Linked DNA regions of Homo sapiens: regions 2, 3 and 4 are each linked to region 1. A link is an interaction called in ENCODE POLR2A ChIA-PET data of the cell type or tissue named here. Cell type or tissue: GM12878. All regions are shown on one strand. Links, peaks and the distances in the headings refer to the core of each region. The heading gives the core; the rest is flanking DNA.

Region 1 (7,473 bases), core at 752-5,751:
CCGTTCCCCCGGTCTCCCCCATACCTGCTCCATGTGACTACAGGTGTACCTTCCAGCTGTGCTGAGGACCTGACTGTGCTCCCAGCATTTCTGCTCTTACTTGCCATAAGGGTGACTTTTTTGGAAGGGCTGTGGTTGCTCTTCACATTTTGGGACAGGAACCCTTGGGTTGCTGGATGCTTCTGCAGAAGGGATGAGAGTATGGAAAAGGGCCCAAGTGAATGCGTTTGGTGCCTTCCAGCAGCCTGAGATTGTGAGAACCACCCCTGTGCACTCTTTAAATGCTTTAAAACGTTTTGTGTATGTGCTGAATTCTTGTAATAAACCCATGGAATAGGCAGGACATGAGTTATTTGGTTGAACTTTCCTTGTCATCAACTAGTTGTCGGTGCCTGAATCCTTGTCTGCATCTAACCTTTTATTTTTTATTTTTGTTTTTTAGAGGTAGGGTCTTGCTCTGTTGTTGCCCAGGCTGGAATTCAAGTGGTGCAATCATGACTCACTGCAGCCTTGAATTCCTGGGCTCAAGCGATGCTCCCACCTCAGCCTCCCGAGTTGCTCAGACTTCAGGTGCCTTCCACCACGCCTGGCTGATTTTTTGTGGGGGGGGATAGGGCCTTGCTATATTGCCCAGGTTGGAGCATCCAGCCTGTTCCTGAATGTTTCCCCTGTTACCCTGACGTAGGTACCACAATGGTCCCCTGTACTGGCCTGAGACACAAGACTAGTTGGCTGGACCTTGGAGAAGTAACTGCATGTCTCTGTTCCTGCCATTGCTGAAAGATCCTGGCTGTGCCATCAGCTTGCCTTGTTACCCTGTTCTTGGCTTCAGTTTCCCCATCTATAAAACGAAGGGGTTGAACTAGCTGATCTCTGTGGTGTCTTCTATTTCGGGCATTACCTCCTCTGGGGAAGAGAAAAACTAAAGAATCTAGTGACCACCTTAGGACATCCTACCCACATTACCAGCTTCAGTAGACAACCTTAATAAGTGGCTCATGGCACCTGATGAGGGAGATCCTTGTGCAGGTAAATGCAGGAGCCCTAAATGAAGCCAGCATTTTATTGCTCTCACAAGTAATGGGGAGAGTAAGGTGAGCTCTTAGTCTTGGAGGTAGATGGTGTTTGTGTTGTGAAGATGAAACTGAGGCCAGGCATGGTGGCTCATACCTGTAATTCCACCACTTTGGGGAGGCCAGGGCAGAAGGATTCTCTGAGCCCAGGAGTTCAAAACCAGCCCAGGCAACATAGTGAGACCTCATCGCTACAAAAATGGAAAAGCTAGCCAGGCATTGTGGTGCACACCTATAGTCCCAGATACTCTGGAGGCTGAGGCAGGAAGATCTCTTGAGCCTAAGAGTTTGATGCTGCAGTGAGCTATGATAGCGCCACTGCACTCTAGCCTGGGAGACAGACCGAGACTCCATTTCCAAAAAAAAAAAAAAAAAAATGAGGCCGGGCATGGTGGCTCGCACTTATAATGCCAGTACTTTGGGAGGCCAAGGCGGGCGGATCACTTGAGGTCAGGGATTCCTGACCTCAAGGAACTCCTTGAGGTGAGGAGACCAGCCTGGCCAACGTGGTGAAACCCTGTCTCTCCAAAAAAAAAAAAAAGAGCTGGGCGTGGTGGCAGACGCCTGTAATTCCAGCTACTTGGGAGGCTGAGGCAGGAGAATCATTTGAACCCAGAGGACAGGGTTGCAGTGAGCAGAGTTTGTGCCACTGCACTCCAGCCTGGGCAACAGAGCGAGACTCCATAAAAAAAAAAAAAAGAAATGAAAAATAAATAAAAATAAGAAACTGAGATTCGGAAAGATGAAGTGGCTTCCTCAGGCCAAGCATGAAGCTAGGAAGCAAACTCCAGTGTAACTAAGGCCTGTTCTCTTTGCCTTTTTTTTTTTTTTGAGACAGGGTCTTGCTCTCCTGCCCAGGATGGAGTGCAATGGTATGATCTCGGCTCACTGCAACCTCCATCTCTCCAGGGTTCAGGGGATTCTCGTGCCTCAGCCTGCCAAGTAGCTGGGACTACAGGTGTGCGCCACCACACCCAGCTAACTTTGTATCTTTAGTAGAGACGGGGTTTCATCATGTTGGCCAGGCTGGTCTCAAGCTCCTGACCGCAAGTGATCCACCCTCCTTGGCCTCCCAAAGTGCTGGGATTACAGGTGTGAGCCACCATGCCCGGCCCTCTCTGCCATTTATGGTATCGTTCTGCCATGCTGGATCGTATCTGGTCTCTGGCTGTGAGTTTCTTCTCTGCAGGGACTGAGGTGTGTAGAGATGGGGGAGGTCTCCAGTGCTTAGACCTGACTCTAGGGACATTGGGAGATGGAAATGTTTTGAGGCTTGGTTCCTGTCTCTAGGGCTTTCTGTAGTCAAGGTGAGGGGTACCTCAGACTGCTGGGAACTATAAGGCGAGGGGTCCTAACGGCCACTGTGGGGCTTCAGAGGAAGGAAAGGGTAGTTGAGGACTCCGGAAAGACCTGAAGGCTGGATACCTTTAGTTAAGGAGTGAGGAAGGGGTGAGCCGAGGGGGCAGTGCAGGCAGCCTTGTGGACGCTTGTCAGGGCCCTGGAGTGGGTGGGCTGGGCGGGCTTGATGGAAGCAGGTGTTGGGCGGCTTTGGAACCTCTTGTTCCTCCCTACATGTGGCTGGTCAGCCTGCGGAGCCCACGCTTCCCCTGCTCCTGGTTTGCCAGTTTCCCCTTTTTCTGCCCTCCTCACTCTGGTGTGGCTGTCATCCTAAACAAGTGTCATACTGAGTGGATGGATGGCAGCACTTACCCACCCATGACGCTGATGAGGCTGCCCTGTGCCGCTCCCCCTGCCCTCACAAACAGCAGAGTCAGGGTGCCTGGTCTCAGGAGCCCTGCTCCTCCGTGAACTCAGCTGTGTGCCGTTGACAAATCACCAAGGCTTTCTGGGTCTCAGTCTCCCTGTCTGTACAAGGGGCTGGGCTTTAAGATGTCATCTGCTGGGGTGGCTGGAATCTAGTAGGAACCAAGGCGGGTGTTTGGGAATCACACTTGCTGTGATTTAGCCTCCCGGACTGCTCCCCACAGAGCATCTGTGCTCAGGCAGACGGGCCCACCAGCTCATCCGTGACTGCCTTGACCACCTGAGAGGTGGCCAGGGACAGGATGGGAGCTGTGGGGTAGCCTTTTGGACTCTATAGAACCTGAAAGATGGAACCCTGAGGAAAAGGGTCATCGGACCCAGAGGGAATCCTGGCTGGAAACGAGTCTTGAGCCAGGATAAGGAAACAGCCCCTACACTCACCCCACCCTACCCCAAGCGGAAACTCTGTGCTGAGAACTTGCTATTTAAGAGGCCTCTGGGGAGGTCTGGCCAGAAAGGAGCCATTTGAGGGAGGGTTTAAAATTAGCCTGGGTGAAATGTGTGGCCCCTGGGGAGAACTGAAGCAGAGGTTTCCGTGGGTCTGCTCTGGTCTGGGTCTTTGACCCAAATCATGTCCTGCTTTCCTGGGGAGGAAGGGGAGGAGAGAAGGGAGTGGTACCGATCTAGGTCCCTCCATCAGGACGCTGGTGGCTGCACTCTTGGCCCATCCTCTGGGGTGAGGTGTTGGAGGCAGACCCTGGGCTACCCAGAGGGCTTGGTGCTCGGGTCCTGTCGTCCTTTCCCAGCACCCAAAGCACCCATCACCTCTGCCAGGCTGGGCACGTAGTAGGAAGACTTGGGTTTTGGGTTTTTTTTTTTTGAGACGGAGTTTTGCTCTTGTTGCTCAGGCTGGAGTGCAGTGGGCCAGGCTGGGCATGTAGTAGGAAGACTTGGGTTTTGGGTTTTTTTTTTGAGACGGAGTTTTGCTCTTGTTGCCCAGGCTGGAGTGCAGTGGTGTGATCTCAGCTCACTGCAACCTCTGCCTCCCGATTCAAGTGATTCTCCTACCTCAGCATCCCTTGTAGCTGGGATTATAGGCATGCGCCACCACACCCAGCTAATTTTGTATTTTTTAGTAGAGACGGGGTTTCTCCATGTTGGTCAGGCTGGTCTTGAACTCCCAACCTCAAGTGATCCACCCACCTCGGCCTCTCAAAGTGCTGGGATTACAGGTGTAAGCCACCACGCCCAGCCTTTTTTTTCTTTTTTTCTGAGATGGAGTCTCACTCTGTCGCCCATGCTGGAGTGCAGTGGTGCGATCTTGGCTCACCACAACCTCTGCCTCCTGGGTTCTAGTGATTCTCTTGCCTCAGCCTCCGAAGTAGCTGGGACTGCAGGGATGGGCCACCACACCTGGCTAATTTTTTGTATTTTTAGTAGAGATGGGGTTTTACCACGTCGGCCAGGCTGGTCTCAAACTCTTGACCTCAAGTGATCCACCCGCCTCAGCCTTCCAAAGTGCTGGGGTTACAGGCATGAGCCACTGCACCTGGCCGAGGCCTGGGTTTTGAGTTCCAGGTCTGCTGCCTTTAAAGAACAAGCCATGTGACCTTGGACAAGTCACTTCTGCTTGGGGATTCACACGCACACCTCAAGGCCCTTACATCAAAGGGCAGAGAGGCCTGCTGGGCTCAGGTCAGGAGCTCGGTTTCACCCATCCTGGATCCTTGGCTATCCAGACCCCCAGATGCTGCCAACAACAAAGCAGGATTCGAGTGGTGTCTCCGTGGGACATGAGCTGCCAGGGCTGTGAGGTGTGAGGTGCCATCACCCCAACCCCGGGCACAGAGGCTGGTATAGTGGTGCCTCTACTGAGGGGAAGACGTGTCCCAAGGGAGAAGATGCGTCCCAAGCGGCCCGAGATTCTGCTGAATGGGCTTGGCAAAAGCTCACGTGAGGTTTGTCTTCACCATGGCTGAGAGTCAAAGTTTAAGAGACAAAGTTTGTCTTCACCGTGGCTGAGAGTCATTCTTGCGTGGGTGGGAGTGGTGACACCAGTAACCAGCAGCTATCCTGGCTGATTTCCTTTGACATTCTTGGCTCTGTTGAGTTCTCTGGGTGCATTGGGTGTAGTTTTACCTAACATTGCTCCAGCTTCCTGAGACAAGCCACTGATAAAAGCCATCGTCTCAGAAAGGCTGTTGTCTGGGGTCAGCGGGCCATCACTAGAGAGCGGAGCAAGTTCTTTGGTACCTCTCAAGAAGGGGATGTGGCCCACTGTAGGGCAACTTAATGCTTTCAAGAATGGCCGCGTGATGGGGTGAGGCATGTGAACTTCTAAAATCTGCAGCGGTGAGTTCAGAAGACCTGTGCTTGGCTTCGCAGGAGGAGATGTGGCCCAGAGCAGGAGTCAAGCGTGTAGGGACGCTCTGCTTGTTCACATTTTTCATTATTCAGGAAGCCACGGTTTCAAAAAATGTTTTGAATGGATCTAAGCTATGGAAAGTCTCCCCTTCCCCATCACAATTTTTGGCTGATCAGGGCTTGCTAGTTTAGCATCCGGTGCCAGCAGCGTTTAAATAGCAGCAGTGGCTACAGTCACAGGATGGACACCTAGTGTTTAGATCTGGCTTGTAACCATGTTGGGGGCAATGCTCAAAATTCACAGCATCAGCCGGGCACGGTGGCTCAATCCTGTCATCTCAGCACTTTGGGAGGCCGAGGTGGGCGGATCACTTGCGGTCAGGAGTTCGAGACCAGCGTGACCAATGTGGTGAAACCCCATCTCTACTAAAAATGCAAAGAATTAGCTGGGCATGGTGGTGCATGCATGTAATCCCAGCTACATGGGAGGCTGAGGCAGGAGAATCGCTTGAACCGGGGAGGCAGAGGTTGCAGTGAGCCGAGATGGCGCCACTGCACTCCAGTCCGGGTGACAGCAAAACTCCATCTCAAAAAAAAAAAAACTCACAGCATCAAATGCTTCACCTGAAGCTGGCAAGATCTTAGCGTGTTCTTCAAAACTCAGCATAATGGTTTTGACTGTTTACCCATTACCCTGTTCAGTCAACATTTAGTACCATCACCATGCTAAGAGCAGGCAGAGAGGCAGGAGTATAAGGTGTTTCTTGACATTGAAGGTCCCACATCTCGTGTAGGAGCAGGAGATGGATGAGAAAGTGCCGGGCCCTCTGTTGAAATCACTGCAGGGGATAGTGGGCATGGGACTCTGTTTCCTTTACATCTTTGCTCCTCCCCTCGACCAGACTGGAGGCTCTCTACCAGGAGGCCATGGGTATCATCTAGAAAACAGATACTTTTTTGTCTGAGGGGCCAGTGGTGCAATGGATTAAAAAAATAGATACATTTTTACATGTACATTTTTGGGGGGTCAGGCACTGCAGCTTTCTTCAGATTTTTAGAGGAGGCTTTGGTTTGAAAAGGCATACCGATTAGCATGGCGTGGTGGTGTACCCCAGTAATCCCAGCTACTCAGGAGGCTGAGGCAGGAGAATCTCTTGAACCCAGGAGGTGGAGGTTGCAGTGAGCTGAGATCACGCCACTGCAGTTTAGCCTGGGCAACAGAGTAAGACTCTGTCTCAAAAAAAAAAAAGAAAAAAAAAAAGGCATGCTGGGCTGGGTTTGTACCCTTATCAAACAGGGCTTTCTTTTTGCCTCTGTTCACCAGCAGACTCAGTCTGTGTGCAGAGGCATCCGGCAGACGCAGCACGATGCCTCTGGGATGTACCCAGAGAAAGGAAAGGGCTTTGAGAAATTGAGTGCTGTGAAACAATGTTAATTTGCCTTGGGTATCCAAGGAGGCCCAGGAAAGGCTGAATTCCTCTAAGCTCTAGAAGGATTCCAGTTGCCTGCCTGAAGGAAGCGCTGTTGTCATCCCTGTCCGTCTTGGGCAGCCTGGCCCTGATCACTGGTCTCTGTCTCCAGGTCCGGACACTGTTTGTCAGCGGCCTCCCTGTGGACATTAAACCCAGAGAACTCTACTTGCTCTTCCGGCCGTTCAAGGTGAGTCAGGACCCAGCCGCCCCCTGGGTAGAGCCTGGGACCCTGGAGAAGCAGCGGGAGTGAATCTCGGGTCGGGCAGGGCAGCAGGATGATGCGGGAAGGCGTGGCAGAAGCTGTGGGGGCAGGTCCAGCCCGTGTCCTGGTTCTGCGAATTCACATGCTGCCTTCTGAGCCTCTGTTTCCTCGCCAGTTAAATGGAGACAGTAAGAATCTTTTTTTTTTTTTCCTCGAGACGAGTCTTGCTCTGCCGCCCAGGCTAGAGTGCAGTGGCTTGATCTCGGCTCACTGCAACCGCTGCCTCCTGGGTTCAAGCAATTCTCCTGCCTCAGCCTCCCAAGTAGCTAGGATTACAGGCATGCGCCATTATGCCCGGCTAATATTTGTGTTTTCAGTAGAGATGGGGTTTCACCATGTTGGTCAGGCTGGTCTTGAACTCCTGACCTCGTGATCCGCCCGCCCCGGCCTCCCAAAGTGCTGGGATTACAGGTGTGAGCCACGGCGCTTGTCCTTTTTGTTTGTTTTGTTTTGAGACAGAGTCTCACTCAGTTGCCCAGGCTGGAGTGCAGTGGCGTGCGGCTCACTGCAACCTCCGCCTCCTGGGTTCAGGCGATTC
Region 2 (7,473 bases), core at 1,442-6,441, 150 kb after region 1:
GAGTGGGCAGATCTACCAAAACTACATGAAACAGGTTATATACAGGTTATACTGTTTCTTTCTTCCTTTGGTACCTTAAGCTAGAAGGACTAATAAAATCTGAAGCTGCGAGAGGCCATTTTGCCAGACTCACAAAGAAAACTTCCCTAAGAATAAAGCCAAATTAGGCCGGGCACGGTGGCTTATGCCTGTAATCCCAGCACTTTGGTAGGCTGAGGTGGGCGGATCACGAGGTCAGGAGATCAAGACCATCCTGGCTAACACAGTGAAACCCTGTCTCTACTGAAAATACAAAAAATTAGCCGGGCGTGGTGGCGGGCACCTGGAATCCCAGCTACTCAGGAGGCTGAGGCAGGAGAATGGCGTGAAGGTGGGAGGTGGAGTTTGCAGTGAGCCAAGATCATGCCACTGCACTCCAGCCTGGGCGATAGAGCGAGACTCCATCTCAAAAAATAAATAAATAAATAAATGAATAAATAACTAAATAAATTAAATTAAATAAAGCCAAATTAGGGGAAAGCAGAATGGAGGTAAGCAAAGACAGAATCCTGATGGGATTATTTGAAACCCTGCCTAAACTAATAAACTCCATTCCTGGGAATCTATAAATTCTTTGTTTGCTTAAACTAGCTTGAGCCAGATTTCTATCATAACTGAAAAAGTCCTGACCACTACATTACCCACAAATTTATATGCATACATTTTATTTAGTCACTGATGTTATAATACAAATGCTGAACAAGAATGGACCAAAGGCAAGAGTCCTGTGGTATACCACCTCTATCCTAGCTGACAAACATCTAGTCATCTATAATCTTTAAATATAGCTCTTCAGTCAGCTATAAAATCACCCAACTGTATCACTATCCAGTCCACATTTCATCAACATGTCATCAAGAATATCATAAAAGGCTTTTTCAAATACCTTGAAGAAATCAAGGCACTCCAATCTACCCACCTAACAACTCTATTGGGGGAAAAAGGGGAGAGAGAGGAAGTAGTTTAGCAAGCCTTGCTTTAGAACTTAATTTGGTTCCTAGTAAGCATTCTTTTTCTGGATTCCTTTCAGCGACATTAAATACTTACTATGGTGTAACCATTATACTATACTAAGTTAGAAATATAATATGATCCCTGTCCCAAGGTTGGGTGAGGTAAACAAATGTGAACAAGTAATTAAAGTAATGTCATAAAGAATGCAAAAGAGGTAAGTATAAAAGGAGCAGAATCATTTGTGTCTACCTGGGGGAGAGGCAGGTGACATTTCAGCCTAATCTTTTTTTTTTTTTTTTTTTTTTTGAGACGGAGTCTCACTCTGTCTCCCAGGCTGGACTGTAGTGGTGTGATCTCGGCTTACTGCAACCTTTACCTCCCGGGTTCAAGCAATTCTCTGTCTCAGCCTCCCGAGTAGCTGGGATTACAGGTGCCCGCCAGCATGCCTGGCTATTTTTTTTTATTTTTAGTAAAGATGGGTTTCACCATCTTGGCCAGGCTGGTCTCAAACTCCCGACCTCATGATCCACCTGCCTCGGCCTCCCAAAGTGCTGGGATTACAGGCGTGAGCCACCACGCTCCGCCTCAGCTAAATCTTAAGGGATAAATTCAACAGAGGAACAAGAAAAGAGTTGATTATTTTAGTCAGGTGCAATAGAGGCCACAATAGTTTGGCATAAAGGGGTTGGAGGGAGTGGTGGGAGATTACTTGTCATGATAAAGAAAGGCACTGTGGGCCAGGTGCAGTGGCTCACGCCTGTAATCCCAGTACTTTGGGAGGCCGAAGCAGGCAGATCACCTGAGGTCAGGAGTTTGAGACTAGCCTGGGCGACATGGAGAAACCCAATCTCTACTAAAAATATAAAAATTAGCCAGGTGTGGTGGGAGCCTGTAATCCCAGCTACTTCTGGGGGCTGAGGCAGAAGAATTGCTTGAACCTGGGAGGTGGAGGTTGCAGTGAGCCAAGATCATGCCACTGCACTCCAGCCTGGGTGACAAGAGCAAGACTCTATCTCAAAAAAAAAAAAAAAAATAGGACTCAGTGACTGACTCAAGTCAAGGAGGTAAGAAAAATCTGGGCTGACTTCAAGATTTCTGACGCCATTATCTCAGGAGATGCAAGAACACAACAGTAGCAACAGCAACAATGGCAAATTATTGGTGGAATAAAAGCGAGAAAGCAAGTTCAACTTTAGGTATGAGTTTTAAATAGGCAACTGGATGCAAAGGATGGGAACTCAGAAGAAAAGTCAGGGCAGTGCCGGGCACGGCAGCTCACGCCTGTAATCCCAGCACTTTGGGAGACCAAGGTGGGCAGATCACAAGGTCAGGAGATCGAGACCATCCTGGCTAACACAGTGAAACCCCGTCTCTACTAAAAATACAAAAAAAAAAAAAAAAAAAAAAAAAAAAATTAGCCCAGAGTGGTGGCAGGCACCTGTAGTCCCAGCTACTCGGGAGGCTGAGTCAGGAGAATGGCGTGAACCCAGGAGGCAGAGCTTGCAGTGAGCCGAGATCACGCCACTGCACTCCAGCCTGGGTGACAGAGCAAGACTCCGTCTCAAAAAAAAAAAAAAAAAAAAAAAAGAAAGAAAAAAGAAAAGTCAGGGCAGTAGTTAATAGAAGTCATGAGTCATGAGCTTGCTGGGTAAGACAGCCTGAAGAGACTGGAGAGAAAAAAGAAGGCAATCTGAGAGAACCCAAGGAACATCAACATTTAAATGAGTAAATCCAGGAAGAAAAGACCACAAAGAAGTCTGAAAATAATAATCATCATAACGATAAAAGCAAACTTTAATTTATTGCTTCCTGTGTGTGTCCCAGCACTTTTCAAAGCATTTTATGTGCATTTCACTTATTCCTTAAAACTACCCTCTGGGGTAATTACTACTAGTAACCTGCTTTTAAAGATGAATTATCAAGGCTAGAGGGGCTAGATAACTAACCTAGCCAAGGTTACTACTAAGTGATGACACTGGGATTCAGGCTCAGACAATTTGGTGCCAGAACCCATACAGTACTAAAGAATTAAGAACCAAAACTGAACACTGTCATAAGAAGTCAAGGGGAAATGAAGTTTAAAGAAGAAAATGGGCTAGTGTTAAATAAACTTAGCAAGAAGTTCTAGTTGCAGAAAAAAGTAGGGCCCAAAAGCTAAACTGTACTGGGTAAAGGAAAGCATGATGAGATGAAGGGAAGATAATTAGAATTTATTGTATGCCTACTGTGTGCCAGGAGTTCTACATGTTATCTTATTAAATCTCATAACACTCCTTTGAAGTAAATGATAGCTTTTTTGATAGAAAATAAACAGAGCTGCAGGAAGGTTAACTGACTTGCCTGCAATTACCTAGTTATTAAGTGACAGGGTCAGGATTTGAACCAATGTATGTCTGACTTTGAAGCTTATTCTCTTTTCCACTATACTATGCTACTGCAAAGAAGCTTAGAAGGCCAAGGAAGGAGAGAACAAGTAGTTCACAAGTGATTTGTTTATATCCTGTTCTAGGATTTTGCTGAAGATCACTGTTAAGCACCACGTATGGTCTGCAATTTTGAAAATTTGAACGTTTGCCTATCTGTAGTCTTCTGGTATGCTCCCATTTAGCAGAATACTCTAGACAATAGGATCACTGTGTGAAAATTCTTCTCAAATATGATTAATTTGGACTTAAATGTTTGAGCTCAATAAAACTCAAGGTGCTATGTCAGACAGAAAAGAGGGTACTTATTATTTAGTAGTCCTCTGCTTAAGCACATTCATCTTTTGTAAAAAGGACAATGAAAGGTTGTTCAATAATTTTATTTATTTTTAGATCTTGATTTGCACATTAATTTTGGTAAATCCTTAGGTATGAGTCTTAGTTCTACCCTCATTAGCTCTATTACCTTCCTCAAGTGATTTAAACTTTCCACATGAGTGTGTCATCATCTGTAAGATGGGGATTTAACTATCTTACCTGGCTGTTAGGAATAGAAGAGATGAGACCCGTAGACCACTTAGCATACTGTCCACTTCAGTTCATGCTCAGTAAATGCAATAACAATTTATTTGTCTCCTTCCTCAGCCTCATCGTCCATCACTGCTCTCCTCCCACTTTATGCTCTAGGTTTCATGGGAAGAAAGGGCTTTATTGTAAAATAAAATTATTTTACATAAAAAATTAATGGCAATGTTCAACTAGAGTGGTGGCATCAGGAACAAGAGGGCCAAATCACAGGACTTGGCAACCTGTTGGGTAAGGAAGAGGCATAACACAGAGGACTCAGAGATTTGCAGTGTGGGGAACAAATGGGAGAAGGTGATGGCTGAACTGCATAAGTTGCATCATAAAATGGCTCTGATTTTTCAGTACAAATATACTCTGAAGCAGAACTGAAATCATAAAGCAGTCAAGCCTTGATAAACTAAATTTCGCTCTACAACAACTCCCTAGAGCAAACCTCTTCTAAAACAGACCAACAAAACCCAAAATACCAAATAACAAAGACTATATAAATTTAGAATTTTGTAGAACATACTTAACATATAGAGCTTATAAAAATTAAGAGAGGCCATTAATTTTTCTTTTTTTTCTTTCTTTCCCTTCCTTTCTTCCTTCCTCCCTCCCTCCCTCCCTCTTCTCCCGCCCCCACCCCCGCCATCCCTGCTTTCTTTCTTTCTTTCAGAGATGGGATCTTGCTCTGTTACCCAAGCTGGGGTACAGTGGCACAATCTTGGCTCACTGCAAACTCTGCCTCCCGGGTTTAAGTGATTCTTGTGCCTCAGCCTTCGAGGAGCTGGGACTACAGGCGTGCTGCCACCACACCTGGCTAATTTTTCTGTTTTTTTTTTTCTTTTTTTTTTTTTTTTTGAGACACAGCCTCGCACTGTCGCCCAGGCTGGAGTGCAGTGGCGCATTCTCTGCTCACTGCAACCTCCGACTCCAGGGTTCATGCCATTCTCCTGCCTCAGCCTCCTGAGTAGCTGGGACTACAGGTGCCCGCCACCATGCTCAGCTAATTTTTTGTATTTTTAGTAGAGACAGGGTTTCACCGTGTTAGCCAGGATGGTCTCGATCTCCTGACCTCGTGATCCGCCAGCCTTGGCCTCCCAAAGTGCTGGGATTATAGGCGTGAGCCACCTCACCTGGCTAATTTTTCTATTTTTTAGAGATGGGGTTTCGCTGTGTTGGCCAGGCTCGTCTTGAACTCCTGGACTTATCTGCCCACCTTGGCCTCCCAAACTGTTGGGACCACAGGCATGAGCCACCGTGCCTGGCCACGAAGTTTCATTTTAGATTAGATTAATTGGCAAACAAATAATCATAACAGAAGTGAACAAAGGACTGCAAGTATCCTGCCCAGGGAATAACTGCCAGAGGGAATAGGGATGACTCAATGCTGGAGTGGACCTAAAGAATAAGTAGTAGTTTCCCAAGAAAAGAAGAAAGCATATTCCAGGCAGAAGGAACAGCCTCTTCAAAGGCACACAGGCATGAACAAACACAATGTATTTAAAGAACAACAAGCTGCTTGGTTTGGTTAAAGAGTACAGGGAGAGTTAAATTGGGACTTAACCTTGCAGGTATTAAGAAGCCACTGAGGAATGAAAGAAAGGGTATGATGTTATTGTATCTGTATATCCAAAGGTAAAATTAATAGAAGGAGGGGAGTAAACTAGAGAGATTGAAAAGGAGGGCTCCTAGGAATAAAAACATAAGTAAGAATGATCAGAAGTAGGGGGATAAAGGGAAGAACCCAAGAGACATTCAGGACCTTTAAGCAATTTGACTTTGCAAGGCATCAGACATGTAGGTAATCAGTAAAGGAATTAGGTATGATTAGAATTTCTGATTAAGATGGCTGAGAGATGATTTACTGCACAAATATTTACTGAGCAACTGATACATGCCAGGCACCAGTCTAGGCACTGAGAATACAGCTATGAACAAACAGACAAACATCTCAGTCTTTGGAGCTTAAATCTGAGTGAATGACAGTCCATCACTGAAAGAAAAAGAAAAAAAACAGGTTTGGTTTTGGTTTGGAGGGAGGGTGCAGAGATTAATGCAATTAGGTGTTTTTAAAATTTTTTACTTTTTTGTTTGATATCTTCTCAAAAACCAAAAAAAAAAAAAAAAAAAAAAAAAAAACCACCACAAAATAACTTTTTTTTTTACTTTGCTCAGTTGCCAGCACTACAGGAAAGAGAAGCCTGGAAGTACATTATGGGAAAAGAAGTAGATAGGTCTTCAGTGTAAAATCTGAAGGGGTCATGTGAGTATTTTTAAGGATTCAATAATATACATAAACACAAATAAAAACACAGTATATTTCCCATCTATTTGGCAAAGATGAGAGAGTTGAACATATCCCAGTTGGTAAGAGTATGTAAAAACAATAGGGACTTTTATGCAGTATTGGTTGGTGCCTTCTCTAGAGGGCAGTTTGGCAATATGTATCAAAATATAAAATGCACATGTTCTTTTGTCCCAAAATTCAATTTCTAGGATTTGTATCAAGAAGATAACAGGATATATATATATATATATATATATATATATATATATATATATATACACACACAAAGATGTATGATGGACAGTTTTCTTCAATGTTGTTTTTAATAGCCAAACCAAAAAATAACCACAAAACCAGAAACAATCTATAGGTCCATCATAGCATAGATCCCTATCTACATCAATGACATATCTACAACATATTTTTTAGTGAATTAAAGGAAAAAGTATGATGGAGCATGTACTATATTGGCCCATTAATGTTAAATTTAACTCTACTTTTTGTTTGAGAAGTGTTAGAAAATTAAAAAATTAAAGATAAATAAAAATAAACTGATCTATACATAAGTATATACAACTCATAAAATGCGTAGATCAGCAGATAGAGGCTGGATGTGGTGTCTCATGCCTGTAGTCCCAGCACTTTTGGAGGTTGAAGCAGGTGGATCACTTGAGGCCAGGAGTCTGAGACCAGCATGGACAACATGGTGAAAACCTGTCTCTATCAAAAATACAAAAAATTAGCCAGGCGTGGTGGTGCATACCTGTAATCCCAGGTATTTGGGTGGCTGAGGCACAAGAATCGCTTGAACCCAGGAGGCAGAGTTTGCAGTGAGCTGAGACCGTGCCACTGCACTCCAGCCTGGGTGACAGAGCGAGACTATCTCAAAACAAAACAAAGCAGATAGAATTAGAGGTTTAGATCTGGAAGGATGTTCTAGCCATCATGTCTATAGTAATATTCTAGATGATTTTTACTTTCTCTTATGTTTTTTGGCATTTAATTTTTCATTACATTGATAATTTATTTTTCTAGTTTAAAATGCTCTTTTTATTTTGAAAGAAAAGGAAGGAATATTTATATACATAGTGAAGGCTTACTATAAGGGTAGGGTAGGTAAGGGAAGAGATTGAGAATAGTGTGACATATAAGTAGATGGGGGAGGCAGAAGGGTAAGGACATTAAGTCAGAAGATCC
Region 3 (7,473 bases), core at 1,062-6,061, 60 kb after region 1:
TAAAGTGAACAAAACAGGTAGTGTCCGGTTAGCAGCAGTAGTGTAAAATGCTTTGTATAAGATAAACCTTAAGAAAATTTCTTAGTCCTTTGATACTATATAAACAATGATGTAATTCTGTCCTGGGAAGAGGCTGGCACTGTGTGATGACCTTACTCTGCAAACTAGATTGAGGTACTTAATATGTAAAAGTAAAGTCTTATATTAAAGCTTGATTACCTAGCTATCCACTCACCTCTGGTAGCATATGTGATTGTGCGTTCCTTTGGCATATGTACCAATATCAGCTGTGTGATAAGCAAACCCCAAAGGCACAGATATTCTAGCTATCACTATAACTGTGTTTCTTGTGGAGAATCAACCAAAACCCAATTTTGCTTTCAGCCTGTGATTCAGAGTGGTGATGTCATTTTCTTTATAATTGTGCTTAGCAAGAAGAGTCCCTGTGGAACGCAGAATAGCCCTAGTGAAATGACTTTTGCCTGGCATCTGCCCAGGGGCCCTTTCTCAGATGGAAGGGGCATCGGTAGCTGGAAATCAGCCTCTACAGCCACACTAGACTGGAGGTGGTCATCACCCTCTCACCTTTCTTACTTTCTATTTTGCTAAGTGATGGCACATCTTTTTGCGTAGGGATTAGTCATCAAAGACATTCCTAGTCTCAGAGTAAAAGCTACCTGTATGAGGGAAGTGAGGGCACCTTTGGGTGTTCTATGAGGCAGGGCCTGAGACAAGAATGGGTCAGAAGAGGTTGAGAGGGGGAAATGAATGTAGAACTGTGTTGGGAATGTGGTTTTCATGTCTTCAATTGATACCAAAAGGTAGCTAATACCAAGGCCATCTGACTTTCTCTGACAGGTAATAGAAACCAGAGAGAAAGGGTGCAGAATTGAATGAGCGAAGGAGGCTACTGATTCAAGTGAAACATGATCAGAAGTATATTAAGGAGAATTTGAATTCAAGTATTTTTTAGATGTAGCTAAGTGGAAGTTACTCACAGAATTACTTTTATATGGAATCTCTTCTCTGTGTACTCTGTACTCTTTTGGTAGCCATCTGTGGGGGATTGCTTTCAGGACCTTCCCCTTACCAAAATCCAAGGGTCCATTATATAAAATAGTGTAGTATTTACATATAACCTACATATATCTTCCCATATACTTTAAATTATCTCTAGATTACTTATAATGCATAACACAATGTAAATGCTATGTAAATAGTTTTAGTGCTCTTTTTATTTGTACTTTTTTTTATTATGCTGTTGTTTATTTTTTTCCTGAGTATTTTTGATCCATGGTTGGTCAAATCCACGAATGTGGAACCTGTGGATATAGAGGACCAACTGTATGTAAATCAAAACTGACTAAAGACAGCTGGAAGTAATTTTTTTTTTTTTTTTTTTGAGGCAGAGTCTCGCTCTTTTGCCAGGCTGGAGTGCAGTGGTGCAGTCTTGGCTCACTGCAACCTCTGCCTCCCGTGTTCAAGCGATTCTGCTGCCTCAGCCTCCCAAGTAGCTGGGACTACGGGCGTGTACCACCACGCCCAGCTAATTTTTGTATTTTTAGTAGAGACGGGGTTTCATCATGTTGGCCAGGATGGTCTTGATCTCCTGACTTTGTGATCTGCCTGCCTCTGCCTTCCAAAGTGCTGGGATTACAGGCGTGAGCCACTGCGCCCGGCTGGAAGTGATTCTTTAACAGAAGATCCTTTACTTTTATCAAGAGACTTAAGGTTAATTCTAAATAGTAAGTACCCTAGAGATTTAGAAATAGCATTTGAATTATAAAAATTTTATTTACCATCATCATTGCCCAGCTGTACATCTGCTGCATACGCTGCCTGTCTGTAGTCAGTGTGTGAAATTGTAACCTGCTAAGGGCATTTCAGACAACAGTTTCACAGACACTTTAAATTAGAGGCAGCAGGATGTGATATGTTAGTAGCACTCATATGTATTCTGAGGAGTGTTTCCAAGGGCATGTCCTATCACTGAGAAAATAAAAGGCACTAACAGATTGGCTCTAATCTTCCATCTCTCTTCCGAATTGCCTTGTATGCTGGATACCTGACACCTTAGTTTCTGGCATGGGATATATGTATTTTTTTCTCTTCCAAAGCAGGACCAGCCCAGCTGGATGTTTGGGTTCGGTCTGATACATTTGATTTTCCTTAATCAGCCTGATCTTTTCAGCCTCTGAAAAGGACTGAGATTCTTTTTTTTTTTTTTTGAGACAGTCTCGCTCTGTCACCCAGGCTGGAGTGCAGTGGCACGATCTCAGCTCACTGCAACCTCCGCCTCCCTGGTTCAAGCAATTCTCCTACCTCAGCCTCCCAAAGTGCTGGGATTACAGGGATGAGCCACCATGCCCAGCCTGTTTCTTAAATCATCCTTTAGGTGGTTGAGATTAAACAATGCCTGCCCTCAAGTGGTGTGACCAGGAGGTGAGGAAGGATTGGAAAAAGCTGGGGATAGGAGCCAGTTAGAAACAAGACTAAACTGAATATGAAACCCAACCTGGTTTGGATCTTATGATAGGAAGACTTGTGTTTAGAAGTCACTGTCTGTTGTGCTTAAATTCTTCCAGGATTCATTATTCCTAATGAGCTTGGTGGCGTAGCTTCAATACCATTTGAACACTAAAGCCATTATCAGAAGAGAAGGCCATTACTGGGTAATTTCATGCCCCTTAATGTCTTTAACTACCACATACGTACCCATCCCCCTTCCTTTCTCACTTCAGAAATGACAGGTTTTTTGGAAGAGAAGCAATTTGCCATTCACAGCAAGTAACTAATAACAGATGCTTTATGTGGACGATGAAGATAATTATTGTGATCTACTGTCTACTAAACTTATCGCAAACCCCAGCTGTTTCTTTTAGGGAACTGGAACTAGTTCCCAGAGTGGGGGCTTGAAACACCCCTCCACCCCCACTCACACACACACTTGCTTATCTGCGCAGATTTATGGGGGAGGAGCAGAGAGCCTCCAGGATCCTTGTATGTGAGAATGGGGAAGTAAATGACATGTTACCATGGCGTAGATATCTTGCGTTTATTTGAAGAGGAGAGAGATCAGGAAACCAGAAATATCACAAGCCCCACTGCTAAATATGACTAGCTTAAAGAAAGAAATATCACAAGCTCATAGATTAGTGCTGGACACAGGGCAGGCAGGCTCCAGGGATTACTTCTAGGAAGACAAAGGGTATTATGGTCTAAAAAAAAATCCTCACTTTATTCTTGTCTTTTCAGTGAGTTGGCCCATTGCTTCTGCTGTTTGCAAGTAAAAATTAGCTAAGAATCAAGATGGTAGTTGGGATGCAGGGCAGAGGTTGAATGCAGCTCGCTCATCTAAAGACCATTTGAGGAATAATTCCTTTGGAAGTAGGAGCCTGGCACCAGAATTCTAGAATTGCAAGGGCTTGGTGATTGATAGGGTTATTTTGTGAACCTAATTAATTCTCTGTATACAAGATGATAATCTGTCTATCCCAGAGGGGTTTGCCCCATCTTTGGGTAGCTCCACTGACCAATAGAAGCAAACCAGCTTTCTCCCGTGGTCCAGCCCTCCTTATGCCCCTGCAGGAACCTCAGCACAGAGAAGTGATCATTGGGGAATGAGAACGGAATCATATGATGTGGTGCATGTGTGTGCATTTGCTTGGGGAAACTCCCCTCACCAAACTCTTGTCTTATTTTTTCTAGTCTGGACACTGTTATTCTGCCCCTTAACACATTGGAAGGGGGAATCACAATAGCTCATTGTCCCCAGCAGAAAATAACTCCTGTCCTTGAAAACAGTAGCATAGTCCTCTGTTAAGCCCTTTCTGTTTTTTTGTTTGTTTTTGTTTTTTTGAGACAGAGTTTTGCTCTTGTTGCTCCGGCTGGAGTGCAGTGGCGTGGTCTTGGCTCACTGCAACCTCCACCTCCCGGGTTCAAGCGATTCTCCTGCTTCGGCCTCCTTAGTAGTTGGGACTACAGGCACGCTCCACCACACCCGGCTAATTTTTGTGTTTTCAGTAGAGACGGGGTTTCACCATGTTGGCCAAGCTGGTCTCAAACTCCTGACCTCAGGTGATCCATCCACTTTGGCCTCCCAAACTGCTGGGATTACAGGCGTGAGCCACCACGCCTGGCCGTTTTTGTTTTGAGCTGAAGTTTCGCTCTGTCATCCAGGCTGGAGTGCAGTGGCACAATCTTGGCTCACTGCAGCCTCCACCTCCCAGGTTCAAGTGATTCTCCTGCATCAGCCTCCTGAGTAGGTGGGTCTACAGGTGCACACCACCACACCCGGCTAATTTTTTTGTATTTTTAGTAGAGATGGGGTTTCACCATATTGGCCAGGCTGCTCTCAAACTCCTGACTTCAAGTGATCCACCCGTCTCTGTCTCCCAAAGTGTTGGGATTACAGGCATGAGCCACTGCGCCCAGTTCAGCCTTTTCTGTTAACAGCTGTTGATGAGGCCGAGAGTGGAGGAGGTGAGGATGACCTGAGGTTTTCCAGAGGAGGGAAGAGGTAGATATGTGGTTACACCCCTAGATTTTTTTTTTTTTTTTTTGGGGGGGAGGAATCTGGCTCTGTCACCCAGGCTAGAGTGTAGTGGCACAATCTCGGCTAACTGCAGCCTCCACCTCCTGGGTTCAAGAAATTCTTCTGCCTCAGGCTTTTGAGTACCTGGCATTACAGGCACCTGCCACCACGCCCGGCTAATTTTTGTACTTTTAGTAGAGGTGGGGTTTCGCCATGTTGGCCAGGCTGGTCTTGAACTCCTGAGCTCAAGTGATCCTCCCTCCTCGGCCTCCCAAAGTGCACCCCTAGATACTGATGCTGCTCCTCACCCATGGACACTTCCCTGGGAAATCCATTTCTCAAAGAAATTTCCAAGTATACTTGTAGGCCCCCAGTTGAAATCTTTGAGAGAACAGACCCTAGGAGCTGAGCAGTGACGGGTTTGGACTTGCATTTTCAGCTGGAGTGCAGATACAGTTCTGCTAATAGGACTGCCCCTTTGGTTACTGTACCATTGCCATGTTAGGTGTGAATTCAGTTTTGTTGCTCTTCATTTAGAAGAATCCAAAATTGGCATGCCATGCTATATAAAGCAAAGGACAGTGTGAAGAATAGTTACCTCACACCGTTTTACAATGGCTTTCAGGGAAAAAAAAGCCCTGACTTACAGCATTTGGGGACTTTCGCAGTGTAAATACTCCTCCTTTGGCCAATTCAGGCTACCAACATGACATCATTAAACACATATTTGGCAAGAGATGTGCACGATTGTGTGAGCTGGCCCCAGCACACCACTGCAATACCCGCTAAATGTATCCAGTGCATTCCAGCTGCTCTGAGGCTGATGTGTGGTGGCTGGGGAACAGGCCTGTTGCTGAGTCGTGGTGTGTACACACACACACAATTTACCTCCTTCTCTGTTTCACTTGCCCTTGGCCTAGGGAATGAACTACATCTCAGTCTAAGGAACCACTAAATTGGATTCAAAGACAGTTGAGCAGATCTACAGCCCTGTTGGGTCCATCCGAAAATCAAGGTGGCCAGTAAGGTGACAGCTCTTTTAGGAGCCTTTTACCTGCTATAATCTGTCTGATTATTGGATTCTTTACTCAGGTCATAGCACGTATCCTCCTCTCCCAGCACATAGCCTGCACCCAGCACATCTGAGTGTGTGTTCTGACCACATCACTATTATGTGACCTCCCACGCTCAGGTCACGAAAGGATCAGCAAAGAAGGGCAAGAAGGCCCAGCATTTGGTGCATACCAGGGGCAAATCAGACATCACAGTATTCTATGTACTATTGTGTACCTCTGCTCTGGGAGCCAAATCCCTGGATTTAGTTTTATTCTTAACCATTGAGGGATTTGGTTAAATGATTTCTCACTCCAGCTGGGTGTGGTGGCTCATGCCTGTAATCCCAGCACTTTGGGAGGCTGAGGCCAGCGGATCACTGGAGGTCAGGAGTTCCAGACCAGCCTGACCAACATGGTGAAACCCTGTCTCTACTAAAAAATACAAAATTAGCCAGGCGTGGTGGCGCATGCCTGTAATCCCAGCTACTTGGGAGGCTGAGGCAGGAGAATCACTTGAACCTGGGAGGCAGAGGTTGCAGTGAGCCAAGTGCGTACCACTGCACTCCAGCCTGGGAAACGAGTGAAACTCTGTCTCAAAAAAAAAAAAAAAAAAAAAAAGTTTCTCACCCCAGTTCCTTTGCTCAGAAGGGGGATGGGGCCATCACTGGGGAAGTAGCCTTGAGAGTTCCTCAGGAACAGGGTACCCAGACCATATGACTTCCCCTCTCCAGCCTGTAACTGTGGGCCTTTTTGATTCTGCCACATAGGTGGTTGAGGCACCATAGGGAAATGAAAAGAGACTGGCACAGGGTTTGAGGCTTGGCAGGTAAGCCAGGACCTGGTGATTTCCAAGGTCTGCCCAGTGCCACAGTGATTTGTTAGAAGATTGCTAGGTGCTCCTCCGGTCAAATAAACCCAGCTGGAGTCCCTTGGCCCTCCTGAGACTTCCTCCCCATGACTTTGCAACACGGTGGGTTCCCCTTAAGACAGCAGCGTAGTTCTGGAAGCTGAAGCCCACAGGACTGGGGCAGCTGGGAGCGTTCATAAGCCTTCCCTTGTTTAGAGAGAGCCAGGATGGGGTGGGGGTGGGATTTGAGTTATATCTTTACATCTTGGCCGGGCGCAGTGGCTCACGCCTATAGTCCTAGCACTTCGGGAGGCTGAGGTGGGTGGATCATGAGGTCGGGAGTTCGAGACCAGCCTGGCCAACATGGTGAAACCCCATCTCTACTAAAAATAGAAAAATTAGCTGGGCATGGTGGCGTGCACCTGAAATCCCAGCTGCTCGGGAGGCTGAGACAGGAGAATCGCTTGAGCTTGGGAGGTGGAGGTTGCAGTGAGCCGAGATCGTGCCACTGCACTCCAGCCTGGGCGACAGAGCGAGACTCCGCCTCAAAAAAAAAAAAAATCGTCAAGTCTTGGTGTTTACTGTCTCACCCTCTCTGTCTCTTGCAGTAGTATTTTGCCTTTGAGTAACTGTCCCCAGCTCCAGTGCTGCAGGCACATTGTTCCAGGGCCTCTGTGGTGCTCCTGATGCCCCTCACCCACTGTCGAAGATCCCCGGTGGGCGAGGGGGCGGCAGGGATCCTTCTCTCTCAGCTCTAATATATAAGGTAAGGAGGACCCTGGGATGGAAGGCTGGGGTTGGAGCTTTCTCAGACTCCACTGTGCTGCTGCTCAAGGGGAATAATCACTTTCTTAGTCTTCTGGCTCTTAGCCTAGGCCAGTGGGGGGACTGTGAAGGACTCTTTCAGCTGAGGCTGTTGCATGGCTTATTGGGAATACTAGAGGAGAGATATCAGCACCATTTGTTGCCTTTTAATCTGCTGTAATTGAGGCCCAGAAGTTAGTTTAGCTTCTCACTAAGACTGGGATGGAAGGTTA
Region 4 (7,473 bases), core at 2,474-7,473, 370 kb before region 1:
CAAAATCATAGGGAATGTCAAAATCAAGGTAGAAGATGAAGAGAGCAAAAAAGAGACCAAGAGAGGTCAGAGAGATGGGAGGAAAAGATAGACTCCCTGCTTCCTTCTGGAAAGTGGCAAGTGCTTAGAGAGAGATTGTGTAGTCTTGGTGATATGGTTTGGCTGTGTCCCCACCCAAATCTCATCTTGAATTGTAGCTCCCATAATTCCCACATGTCGTCGGAGGGACTTGGTGGGAGGTAATTGAATCATGGGGACAGGTCTTTCACATGCTGTTCTTGTGATCATAAGTCTCATGAGATCTGATGGATTTATAAAGGAGAGTTTCCTTGCACACGCCCTCTTTACCTGTCACCATGTAAGATATAACTTTGCTCCTCCTTCACCTTCCGCCATGATTGTGAAGCCTCCCCAGCCATGTAGAACTGTGAGTCAATTAAACCTCTTTTATAAATTACCCAATTTCAGGTATATCTTTATTGGCAGCGTGAGAATAGATTAATACACTTGGACAGGTTACTTGAGCTTCTCTGAACCTTTGTTTCCTCATCTGCAAAAAGGGAGTAATGATAGTACCTACCCATGGGGTGTCGTGAGGATTAAATTAATAAATATGTGTAAAGTACTTAAAACAGTCCTGGCACATAGTAAATGCTATATACATGTTTCATATTATTATTCTTTTTATTATCAAGAAATAAGGAACATCCATGGGAATTAGTATCCAACCGGTCATTAGTGACCTATGCTAGGGGCATTTCAGTGGAGTGGTGGGGGTAGAAGCCAGACTACAGTTGGTTAGAGAATGAATATGATACAAGAAAAGCAAACAGATAATTCAACTTATTAAAAGATTGCCTGTGAAGAAAAGGAAAGAGCAACATCAGTATCTGGCAAGGTGTGTGGTAGTGGTGATGGTGAGGGGTGTTGTGTGTCTTTGGGTCATGGGGAAAACTTAAGCATGGTTAAAATTGCTGAGAGGAGTGAGTAGAAGGGGAAGGGTCAAAGAGAAGCAGGAAGAATAGTTGATGGCTCAAGGTCCCATGGAAGGTAGGATGATTCAGATCCCAGGTGGAGGGATTAACTTAAGTGAAGAAGGACCCATCTTACACAAGCATGAAAATGAAGGAGATGAAGATAGGTAGTGATGCACATGAGTGTGTAAATGGGGACAGATATTTGAGGGATTTCCTGTCTGCTGGCCTGTTTTCTCTGGGAAACAGGGTAAATGGTTTGCTGAGCGCCAGTAGACAAGTGGGGCTTTAGGAGAGCAGTGAAGGTTTGATTTAATTGCTGTGAAGAATGGGTGAGAGCCAACAGAGACTTGTGGAAGATGGTTGCAGGGGGTGCTATGGGTCCAGCTGACATATATTGGCAATGGATGACACAATCAAATGACCTCTTCCAGTAGTACTGTAGCTGACAGGTGAGCACAGAGCACGGGGCTGTTGGGGTTTTGCTTTGTGGGGTGACCATTAGTTTTGTGGCGAAGGAGTAGCAGAAGGATAGAATCTGATACATCAGGTCCGGAGGTTTTGATGAAGCTGCCAAATGGGTCTCTGGGGAGAAGGAAGTAAAAGTACTATAAGGGAGAAAGTTGTAGTTGGATAAGAGAATAATCAAGTTTAAGATTTAAGAGGCAGAAAGTTTTTTCTGATAATGCCAAGGTCCACAGACTGAACAGGACTGCAGGCATGTGGCTAAAGGGGAATAGAGGCAAAGGCATTGGTGTCTAGGAGCTGCAGGACTAGGTGGACAGTGAGTGGTAGAAGTGGAGGGAACCTAGATGGTGCCAGGAGGAAGACTGTGTGAGAAGTGCTGTTTCTTTTTCTTTTTCTTTCTTTCTTTCTTTTTTTTTTTTGAGACGGAGTTTCACTCTTGTTGCCCCTGTTGGAGTGCAGTGGTGCAATCTCGGCTCACTGCAACCTCCACCTCCCAGGTTCAAGCGATTCTCCTGCCTCAGCCTCCAGAGTAGCTGAGATTACAGGCATGCACCACCACACCCAGCTAATTTTTGTATTTTTTTTAGTAGAGATGGGGTTTCACCACGTTGGTCAGGCTGGTCTCAAACTCCTGACCTCAGGTAATCTACCCGCCTCAGCCTCCCAAAGTGTTGGGATTACAGGTGTGAGCCACCACTCCCGCCCCAGGAGTGCCATTTCTGAGGGAATATGTTACATTGACCAGGGAGTGATCAGTGAGGGGCCGAGAGAGATGTGGGTTGGTGGCCCAGGCTCAGCAGCCTACATCTCTTCATGGGGTCTTTAGGCTAACATAGGATGATGGAGTATCTGTGTATTTCGCCATAGACAGATTTTAGTAGTTGCAACAGAGACTGTATGGCTTACAAAATCTAAAATATTTACCTGTAAAGGTAAAGAAATGAAACAAAACCGTTAGATTATTATAAAACAGAGTGACAGCTTAAATTTGTCAGTGTATAAGAATTTTGTGTATACTTGAAAAACACTGGCCTGGCAACTTAGTAGAAGATAAATTTGAGTTGTAGTGTTTCTGTAGTTGAGAATGAGTGAATGGAAACCTGTAGAAGCAAAGCAGTTAGGAGAAAATCATCTAGAGAAATGTTAGCCTTGAGAGTGAGTTCCACAACCACTTAGCTGTAGTGGTTGAAGGAGGAAAGAATCCTACCTCCAAATTACAACTTTACAAGAAACAGAACTACTAACCTTGAGAAACCATTATTTATGCCATTTATCAGCCCAAACTGAAAATTTAGTGCTCAAAGCTGGCACTATTGTATAACACAAGTTGCAGCATAAATTGTTAAAACCCTGTTGAAGGGCCGGGCATGGTGGCTCATGCCTGTAATCCCAGCACTTTGGGAGGCCGAGGTGGGAGGATCATGAGGTCAGGAGATCAAGATTATCCTGGCCAACATGGTGAAACACTGTCTCTACTAAAAATACAGAAATTAGCTGGGAATGGTGGCACATGCCTGTAATCCCAGCTACTCGGGAGGCTGAGGCAGGAGAATCGCTTGAACCCAGGAATCAGAGGTTACAGTGAGGTGAGATCGCGCCACTGTACTCCAGCCTGGTGACAGAGCGAGACTCCGTCTCAAAACAAAACAAACAAAAAAACCTTGTTGAAAATCATTCATTCATTGAAGAAGTATCTATTAATTACCTTCTCTGTGTCAAGTGTTTGGTAACTGAGCAAATATATAGCTTTTTTAGGAAGCAGTTTAGAACACAGTTTGTTAGTCTTGAAAGTATTCACAAACATTTCCATTTTTGAGAATTTTTCTTTCTTTTTTTTTTTTTGAGACAGAGTTTCACTCTTGTTGCCCAGGCTGGAGTGCCGTGGTGCGATCTCGGCTCACTGTAAGCCCCGCTTTCTGGTTTCAAGCGATTCTCCTGCCTCAGCCTCCTGAGTAGCTGGGATTACAGGCACCTGCCACCACGCCCGGCTAATTTTTGTATTTTTAGTAGAGACAGGGTTTCACCATGTTGGCCAGGCTGGTCTCAAACTCCTGACCTCGTGATCCACCCGTCTCAGCCTCCCAAAGTGTTGGAATTACAGGAGCCACCCTGCCCGGCCAAGAATTTTTCTGATAGAAATCCCTAGGAAGGAAAAAAGTAACATGCCCAAGAATATTCATTGTATCACAATATAATAACAGGACATTTGGAATAGCTTAGGTGTCCAGGAGTAGGGAACTTGATAAGTATATTCTAGTGTATTGATTTGATGAAATAGGATACAGCCATTAAATAATTATGAAGATTGGAGAAGAACGTACAGAATCAACAGGGAGAAGTGGAAATTACATACATGTAACGTTGAACTATATGAAGTTGCTAATACATGGACAAAAAGACCTGAAGAGAATGTGAGAAAGTATAAAATGGTTGATTATGGTAATGGGATTAGGATTTTTTTTTTCTTTCTTGTATCTGGTATTCTTTTTTTTTAAATTTATTTTTTTGGAGATAAGAGTCTTGCTCTGTCACCCAAGCCAGAGTGCAGTGGCATGATCTTGGCTCACTGCAGCCTCCACCTCCTGGGTTCAAGCGATTCTCCTGGCTTAGCCTCCTGAGTAGTTGGAACTACAGGCGCACGCCACCATGCTCGGCTAATTTTTTGTATTTTTAGTGGATATGGGGTTTCACCATGTTGGCCAGGCTGGTCTTGAACTCCTGAGCTCAGGCAACCTGCCTGCCTCAGTCTCCCAAAGTGCTAGGTTTACAGGTGTGAGCCACCACGCTTGGCCCTGTATCTGGTATTGCTAAAATGCTTGGGTAACATATTTTCCTTTAAAATCTTCAAGGACTGACAGGATAGATCACATCCACATCACTCTACATTGATTCACCTGGAAGCTTTTGTATTACAGGGCCATTATGGTAGTGAGTGCACAATTGCAGTCCACTCAAATATTCATTAAGTTAAAATCTTTTTTTCTTATGAAACTTTATGAAACATTTCACACATGCACAAAAATAGAATACATAAACACTCATCATCAACTATGATACCATTGTCACACCAAAAAAATTAGCAGTAATTCTTTGATATCACCTAATAACCTGACTATTTTCTCCACTGTGGCTTTAGATATGTTGGCTATACTGTTAGCTGACCTCATAGTTAAATCAGGATAATAACCATCCCAGTTTTACTGGGACTTGGGGCTTTCAGTGCTACATGCAGGCAAACCAAAACAGTTGGTCAGCCTACTGTCAGCAGCAGACTGCAAGGTCAGTGTGGTTGTTTTAAGTGTATCTTCCTCACCATCCAAGTGTGCACTCCCAAAATTCACACTCAGTCAGAGGAAGAATTGTTTATTAATTAGATCTGGGAGTTGATGCTAAGGGAATTTCACAAACAATGAAGTTAAGACAAGTTCCTCCCTTTAGTGAGCTCACTGTTTCAAGTGGAGGATCAAGACCATTAGAAATAAACAAAGTCGAAGCCAGGTATGGTGGTTCACGCCTGTAATCCCAGCACTTTGGGAGGCCAAGGTGGGTGGATCACCTGAGGTCAGGAGTTCGAGACCAGCCTGACCAACATGGAGAAACATCTACTAAAAATACAAAAATTAGCCGGGTGTGTTGGTGCATGCCTGTAATCCCAGCTACTCAGGAGGCTGAGTCAGGAGAATCGCTTGAACCCGGGATGCGTGGAGTTTGCAGTGAGCTGAGATCGCACCATTGCCCTCCAGCCTGGGCAACAAGAATGAAACTCCATCTCAAAAAAAAAAAAAAAAAAAGAAAGAAAGTCAGAGGTTAAGTGGTGTGGATGATCCAGAGGGAGGAGTTGAGAAAGTCAGGGTAGGGTCAGAGTAATTGAATACTCAGAAACATCAAATTGAGCCTTAAAAGATTGGGTAAAATTTCTAAATTTTAACCGATACATACTATAGCTAGGACTTTTAAACTTCCTCATTATAACACAAATTTTGGGATAAGAAAACGTGTGTAAAAGGCCATTTGGGCTGGATGCAGTGGCTCACTTTGGGAAGCCAAGCTGGTAGGATTGCTTGAGGCCAGGAGTTAGAGATTAGCCTGGGCAACATAGCAAGACCTCATACAAAAAAGTTTTGGTCTTTTTTTTTGGAGACGGAGTCTCACTCTGTTGCCCAGGCTGGAGTGCAGTGGTGTGATCTCCGCTCACTGCAAGCTCCACCTCCCAGGTTCACGCCATTCTCCTGTCTCAGCCTCCCGAGTAGCTGGGACTACAGGTACCTGCCACCATGCCTGGCTAATTTTTTGTATTTTTAGTAGAGACGGGGTTTCACCGTGTTAGCCAGGATGTTCTCAATCTCCTGACCTCGTGAGACCTCATACAAAAAATTTACAAATTAGTAGGTAGGGCCAGGCACAGTGGCTCATGCCTGTAATCCCAGCACTTAGGGAGGCCAAGGCAGGGGGATTGCTTGACCAGGAGTTTAAGACCAGCTTGAGAAACACAGGGATACCCTGTCTCTACAAAAATAAAAAAAAAATTGGCTAGATGTGGTGGCACGTGCCTGTGGTCCCAGCTACTTGGGAGGCTGAGGTGGGAGGATCTCGGGCCCAGGAGGTCGAGGCTGCAGTGAGTCGTGGTCATGCTGCCGCACTCCAGCCTGCACAACAGAGTGAGACCCTATCTGAAAATAAAAAATAAAAAATAAAAAAAAGCCAGGCATGGTGGTGCACACTTGTACTTGTAGCTACTTGGGAAGCCAAGGTGGGAGGATGGGTTGAGCCCAGGAGTTTGAAGTTGCAGTGAGCTATGATCACACCACTGTACTCCAGCCTGGGTGTTAGAGCGAGGCCTTGTCTCAAAAAAAAAAATAAATAAAATGCCATTTTGTCCTGTCTGCCCAGGGGTCTGTCCTCCAGCCTCAGCAGATGAGACTTTTACGCATCATCTTCAGCGACTGAGAAAACTCATTAAAAAGCGCTCTGAACTGTATGAAGCTGAAGAGAGAGCCCTCAGAGTTATGCTAGAAGGAGAACAAGAGGAAGAGAGGAAAAGAGAATTAGAAAAGAAACAAAGAAAAGAAAAAGAGAAAATTTTACTTCAGAAACGTGAAATTGAGTCCAAGTTGTTTGGGGATCCAGGTATGTTGCTCTATAACCAGTGGAGAAAATGAAAATACTAGATTGACGCTCTTCTCATCACGGGTGATCTCAAGCTAAGAGGTGGTAGGCAACAAATGACACCTTCCAGATGCAATTCTGTGTCATAGAACTCATGGATACAGATAGAACACATTTTCTCATTCTGTCGTAATCATAGGCTCAGTCACCTTGCCTTGAGAAATACACTGTGGATATCAAGCATGATAACGTGGTATTGTGCTTTTCTCTTTCAGATGAGTTCCCACTTGCTCACCTCTTGGAGCCTTTCCGACAGTATTATCTCCAAGCCGAGCACTCCCTGCCAGCGCTCATCCAGATCAGGTCAGAGGGGCTGGCTCTCCATGTTGTCTTTCTCTTAGGTAGCAGGAAGCACTTGAAGAAGTGCTTACATTGTTTAGGTCTATTACTGTCTTTTTTTTTTTAAGTTCCATAAGGAACTTAAAAAAAACTATGGGTTTATAATGTTTCCATGTTTCAAGGATGCTGCATACATCTTGTTTAGTCCTCATTAGTCCTTGAGAAGTTGATGTCCCTATTTTTATAGGTGAAGAAAAAAACTCAGGTTGTGACTTGCCCTGTGTTAGTAGGCACATATGCAAATACAGAATCTGTAAATAATGAGGATTGACTTTATTTGTTATTTGGTTATCCATAAGGTTTAAGTTCTTCAGAGTTTTTCCTCTTTTTATATGTACATTTAAGAAATATAGTCATTTTCTTGATTCCTAGAAATCAAGTTCTGTAATAGATTAGTATATCAGTCATTTGAAAGCTAAGTCTTAGAATATGTAGTTGCTGAACATCTTATTTGGAATAAAACAGAAATAAATAGTTGTTCTATAATGTTCTTATTAAGGCATGATTGGGATCAGTACCTGGTGCC

What was found. Peaks named below come from ENCODE experiments on the same cell type or tissue, not always from the same donor. Only the 100,000 strongest peaks of a DNase experiment are listed, where the experiment ranks them.
Region 2: POLR2A ChIA-PET joins it to region 1 with 5 read pairs; 3 of 35 experiments call an interaction of 5 or more read pairs at or near these places.
Region 3: POLR2A ChIA-PET joins it to region 1 with 7 read pairs; 6 of 35 experiments call an interaction of 5 or more read pairs at or near these places.
Region 4: POLR2A ChIA-PET joins it to region 1 with 6 read pairs; 2 of 35 experiments call an interaction of 5 or more read pairs at or near these places.

Annotation. Positions count from the first base shown.
Region 1 is chr15:64,750,948-64,758,420 of GRCh38, reverse strand. It overlaps RBPMS2 (RNA binding protein, mRNA processing factor 2), which reads left to right. Exons shown (of 8, transcript NM_194272.3): 2 at 6,783-6,860. Among named protein-coding and RNA genes, the nearest start is that of MIR1272, 7.8 kb to the left of the region's middle. RefSeq lists enhancers at 3,466-3,645, 3,686-3,745. In GM12878, for the core only: no CTCF peak of the experiment used is centred there; DNase peaks (open chromatin) are centred at 3,350, 4,480 and 4,800.
Region 2 is chr15:64,597,824-64,605,296 of GRCh38, reverse strand. All of the region lies in intron 2 of ZNF609 (zinc finger protein 609), which reads right to left. It overlaps LOC101930091 (a long non-coding RNA gene), which reads left to right. Exons shown (of 5, transcript XR_007064678.1): 4 at 6,165-6,252. Among named protein-coding and RNA genes, the nearest start is that of OAZ2, 100 kb to the left of the region's middle. RefSeq lists an enhancer at 1,164-1,663 and a silencer at 5,741-5,941. In GM12878, for the core only: no CTCF peak of the experiment used is centred there; no DNase peak of the experiment used is centred there; H3K27ac peaks cover 355 bases.
Region 3 is chr15:64,691,163-64,698,635 of GRCh38, reverse strand. OAZ2 (ornithine decarboxylase antizyme 2) reads left to right here. Exons shown (of 5, transcript NM_002537.3): 2 at 7,045-7,202. Among named protein-coding and RNA genes, the nearest start is that of OAZ2, 8.4 kb to the left of the region's middle. In GM12878, for the core only: no CTCF peak of the experiment used is centred there; no DNase peak of the experiment used is centred there; H3K4me3 peaks cover 725 bases; H3K27ac peaks cover 1,082 bases.
Region 4 is chr15:65,118,814-65,126,286 of GRCh38, reverse strand. PDCD7 (programmed cell death 7) reads left to right here. Exons shown (of 5, transcript NM_005707.2): 3 at 6,333-6,569; 4 at 6,824-6,911; 5 at 7,447-7,473. Among named protein-coding and RNA genes, the nearest start is that of UBAP1L, 7.4 kb to the right of the region's middle. In GM12878, for the core only: no CTCF peak of the experiment used is centred there; no DNase peak of the experiment used is centred there.